Linked DNA regions of Mus musculus: region 1 is linked to region 2. Evidence: chromatin loops called from intact Hi-C (ENCODE). Cell type or tissue: left cerebral cortex. All regions are shown on one strand.

Evidence for each region. Peaks named below come from ENCODE experiments on the same cell type or tissue, not always from the same donor. Only the 100,000 strongest peaks of a DNase experiment are listed, where the experiment ranks them.
Region 1: it touches region 2 in a loop (2.1-fold over the local background); 3 of 42 quality-filtered maps call a loop at or near these places.

Annotation. Positions count from the first base shown.
Region 1 is chr1:172,029,226-172,031,725 of GRCm38, forward strand. No RefSeq gene overlaps it. Among named protein-coding and RNA genes, the nearest start is that of Vangl2, 3.2 kb to the left of the region's middle. In left cerebral cortex, a CTCF peak has its summit at 1,547 (motif pointing left); no DNase peak of the experiment used is centred here.
Region 2 is chr1:172,308,579-172,311,078 of GRCm38, forward strand. No RefSeq gene overlaps it. Among named protein-coding and RNA genes, the nearest start is that of Igsf8, 2.5 kb to the right of the region's middle. In left cerebral cortex, CTCF peaks have their summits at 1,271 and 1,737 (motif pointing left); DNase peaks (open chromatin) are centred at 1,269 and 1,667; H3K4me3 peaks cover 386 bases; H3K27ac peaks cover 2,120 bases.

The DNA of each region.
Region 1 (2,500 bases), 280 kb before region 2:
CCTCCCAGAACCAGATGTAATTGAGAAGTTACATCTGCAAGGAGAGTACTGCCTTAAACAGGTGTCTGACATTAAATGTAATCATTCTAGTGCTTCCTATCCAACAACTCTCTGAACAAGCCTCCACTCTCGCCCTTAGAATGAATTTCACACATCTTCAAATCTCAGAGAGTAGTGAAGCCAAGACCCAAAGACAAGGGTCAGGCATTCAGGATCTGAAGGACTTAGCCTAATTCTTTAGGAAGAAGAAGAGCACCCAGGTAGGTGGCATCTAACCACAATTTTCCCTTTGAGGAAAACCTGCAGAGTCAGAGGGAGGTTGGAAACTAGGGAGGCCAGGAACCTGAAGGAATACATAGGGGGACAAATTGGACTTTGGGGGTTTATTTGTTTCATTCCATAGTCCAGATCTCTTCTGGTAGTAAGGCTAGTTTAGAATTTAAAACCCTCCTGTCAGGGATGGCCAGATGGCCATGAGAATGAATGGAAATCTGCAACTGATGGGGGTGAGGAGGTAGGGGGCATATCCAGGAGGAGACAGAGATCTGGGATAAGGGAGGCACCCAAGATTCAATGGGGGTGTCCTTAGTTGTGAGTCACAGCACTGGGGATATGGAACATGAAGAGGCCACCTCCTGTAGCCAGGCAGGAACCCTAGTGGAACAATACAGACACCAACCCCCCCCCCACACACACACAAAACTTTTGACCCAAAATTTATCCTGTCTACAAGAAATGCAGGGACAGGGCATGGAGCAGAAACTGAGGGAACGGCCAACCAATAACCGGCCCAACCAGAGACCCATCCCAGGGCCAAGCACCAATCCCTGATACTATTAGTGAGACTCTGTTATGTTTGCAGACAGGAGTTTACCATGGTTGTCCCCTGAGAGACTCCACCCAGCAGCTGACTCAGACAGATGCAGACAACCACAGCCAAACAGTGGATGGAGCTTAAGGGACTCTTATGGAAGAGCAGGAAGAAGGATTTCAGGCCCCAGAGAGGATAGGAACTCCACAGGAAGACCAACAGTCAACTAAGCTGGACCACTGGAGCTCTCAGAAACTGAACTACCAACATAAGAGCATACACAGGCTGAGCCTAGGCCTCCCTGCACATATGTAATAGATGTGCAGCTTGGTCTTCATGTGAGTCCTGAACAACCAGAATGGGGCTATCCCAAAAGCTGTTGCCTGTACCTGGGATATGTTTTTCCAGCTGGACTGCCTTGTCTGGACTCAGTGGGAAAGAATGCACCTAGCCTCACAGAGACTTGAAGTGCCAGGGTAGGGGAATACCAGGAGGACCCTCACCTGCTGAGAGGAAAAGGGGAGGGTGAGGTATGGGAAGGATTGTGGGAGGGGCAGTGAGCGGGATGTAAATTGAATAGGTAAAATAAAAAATAAAATTTTTTAAAAGTAAAACCCCAAGCTGGAGAGATGGCTCAGCAGTTAAGAGCACTGACTGTTCTTCCAAAGATCCTGAGTTCCAATTCCCAACAACTACATGGTGACTCACATCCATCTGGAATGGGATCCGATGCCCTCTTCTGGTGTGTCTGAGGAGAGCAACAATGTACTCACATGCATCAAGTAAATAAATCTTTAAAAAAAAAAAAAAAAAAGTAAAAGCCTCCTGTCTTAGCTTCCCAAATACCACCGTGTCTGGCTTACCATTCTTGGATGTTGAATGCATAGACACTTATTTCTTCAAACCTTAATTCTATTCACGCAAAAGTTAGTAATGAGGTAACAGAAATCCCTCCACAGAAACACAGTGCCCCAGTAAATTTCTAGTCAAACTTCCTGCCCCTCCCTGTTCCATGCCTCAGCACCTCTGGGGGTTTTTTTGGTGTTTTGTTTTGTTTTGTTTTGTTTTGTTTTGTTTTGTTTTGTTTTGTTTTGTTTTGTTTTGTTTTTTCGGGAATCTTGTTCGGGGAGGGAGACTCCTAGTATCAAGGCCTTCAGTAAAGGCTTGTTTAACTCCTCACCACTTCATGGACTTGGACAGCAAGGATGGCCAGGCACACATCCCAGAGGTTTCCCACAGGCTGTGTCTATCAGAGAAGACTTAACAAGCTCTAGAAGTGAGAGTAGTTTCTTGTCTAGGTTTTTTTTTTTTTTAAGATTTATTTATTTATTTACTTATTTATTTATTATATGTAAGTACACTGTAGCTGTCTTCAGATGCACCAGAAGAGGGCATCAGATCTCATTACGGGTGGTTGTGAGCCACCATGTGGTTGCTGGGATTTGAACTCTGGAACTTCGGAAGAGCAGTCGGGTGCTCTTACCCACTGAGCTATCTCACCAGCCCCTTTTTGCGGGTTTTTTGTTTTCTTTTCTTTTCTTTTCTCTTCTTTTCTTTTCTTTACTGTGAAGAGCCAGCTTGACTACGGCAGCTCTCATACAGGAAAAGCATCGTCCATTATCGTCTTGGTAGGCAGACATGATGTTGGAGAAGGAGCTGAGAGTTCTACTTCTGGATCCAAAGGCAGCA
Region 2 (2,500 bases):
CATTCACTCTGGGAGAAGCAATGGCTAGGCCCACTCAGTGGGTCAGAACCAGGTCATGCCAAGGCCCAAGTAGTATAGTGGCTCCTCTATTCTTGAACAACTGTGCTGCCCGCTTGGCACTGGGCTTGAGAACTAGAAGTGTGAGCTCTGTCAGGGCAAGAGGAGGGACCAGGGCACACACACACACACACACACACACACACACACACACACACAGAGGGGGGAGAGAGAGAGAGAGAGAGAGAGAGAGAGAGAGAGAGAGAGAGAGAGAGAGAGAGAGAGAGAGAGAGAGAGAGAGAGAGAGAGAACAGTATAAGGCTTTACACAACTTGCTCAGGGGAGAAAGAAGTGGTAGAGTATGCTTGGGGGGCCACTTTGTGGGAATGTGTCTGGGTGTGTTTGATGCTTGCATGTTTGTGCTTGCTTACACACCTGCTTCATCCCCTGCGTGAAGTTGTGGTCCAGGTGATGGGTAGGGTTTTTCTCTTCCTTTGACTCTGACCCTTTCTGTAACCGCTCAACAATTCAGCAGAGAGAACTTCCCCTTCGGTTCATCAGTTCATCCAGGTGAAGGCTTTGTAAACACACACAGACACAAGACATTCTTGTGTGGGATCTTAGGCTCCCTCCGAGCTGGACTTTACACATACTAAGGAGGCAGGGGATACCATACCATTATGTGTGTGTTTGTGTCGTTTTCTTATTAGCTTAGTGGCTGGTGTGCTTGTCAGTGTGTCTCTATAGCTGTGTGTGTGTGTGTGTGTGTGTGTGTGTGTGTGTGTGTGTGTGTGCTGGGCTTATATTTCTTTTCTCTTTCTTTCTGTGATATTTGCTTTCACCACGCAACAGGCTAGAGGATCCTAGCTCAAATCTGAATTTGGACTCCAAGAAATCCAACACTGGACAGCGAGTCTAACACGCCTTAGGTCCTCCATGCCTCGGTTTCTATAGAGATGAGAAGTGCTAACCTCACAGGTTCTGGGAAAACGAAATCAGTTCACGTTACAGAGCCTGCACAGGGCAGAACACGTCACCTCAACAGTCTTGTCTTTGAACATGCTTCTCTCTGAGGGGCATTGTTCTCTTGCTGTGACTATAGCATATGACATTTCAGCCAGATTATAACTGTTTCAGGGAAGGCCTTGGGTCTTAATTACCTCTAACGATACTCATGACACCTTACTGTCATCTAGATGCTTCATACACATGCCATCTGGAGGCTGAATGTTGTTAAATAACCACATGGAACGAGACTGGTGACTGAAGTCTGCCCACATGTGGCAGTACGTGGAACTGTGGGTGGGGATCTGGTTTGATGGTCACAACAGTGTCCACGTCTCTACAGTCTCAGGCTTCCTCTCAATCCATGCTTTAGTCTAATCTTAAGTCTGCCTGGAAAGGTCTCTTCCTTTTTGCCTCACTCCACCCCAGAACGCCAGTTTCCATACTGCATAAGTCTGTGTGAGTGTGGGGTGTCCTCCAGTCTTTGACGTTGATCTGGCCCTCCTTTGCCGCATGTGCGTGTGTTTGAGCATTGCCCCGCTGGGTGTGTGCGCAACACCTTTCTGTGTGAAGCCCCTTGGTTTCAGTGGGGAGCCATGTGCCTGCATGTGGTGAGCCTCGTGCCTGGCGTTTACTCCCCTCCCCCAACTTTCCAAGTTACATAAGCATCTTAGGAGTGAGACAGTCCTGGACTTTGGGCTCCCTCTGCTGGCCACTGCTGGACTGCACAGTTTTGGGAGGGGTGTGTAAACGTTCTCCTAGCCCAGCCCCTAACCCCTGTGTACTGGCACGGGAGTCCCTTTGTCCCAAGCTACAAGGTAATCTCCTGGAAGAGAGCTCCTCCTACTCCATCCCATATGCTTATACCGAGTGCTGACTGTTAACTTGTTTATTCAAAACACGCAGGATATCCCTGAGAGTTGGGGACCTTGAAAGCCTTGCTGACTAGGGCACTACTAAAATCCAGTACAAGGTCTGGCCCGCTCAGTACCCTGCAACATGAATGAGTTTTCGCCCTTAACAGAGTGAACAGTGGAGTACAAGAAAAGATGGGAACCGTCAGACTTGAGGTTTTGTGGATTTGTTTTGTTTTGCTCTTTTGTTTGTTTTGAGACAGGATATATGTGGTTTTGGCTGGCCTGGAAGTCACAGAGATCCATCTGCCTCTGCCTCCTGCGTGCTAGGGTGTGCACACCAGACCTGAGCTTTAAAGTAACACTTTAGTTACCTTAAAATCTGTGTGGCCTTGGGCAAGACACATAACTATTTTAAAAGGCCAGGTCTCTCTTGTGTTAAATGACTTTGCTTGTAAAATAACCTGTAAAGTTTAGAAAGGATATCTTCAGGTGGTGGCGGTGTTATTGTGAAACCATCCCATAAATGGCTATGATGATGATAATCATGATGTTGTGATGGTGATGGTGATGATGATGATGATGACCGACTTTCAAACCGGTACCAGAAAGTCATTCAATCCACTCAACCTCCAGCTAAAGGG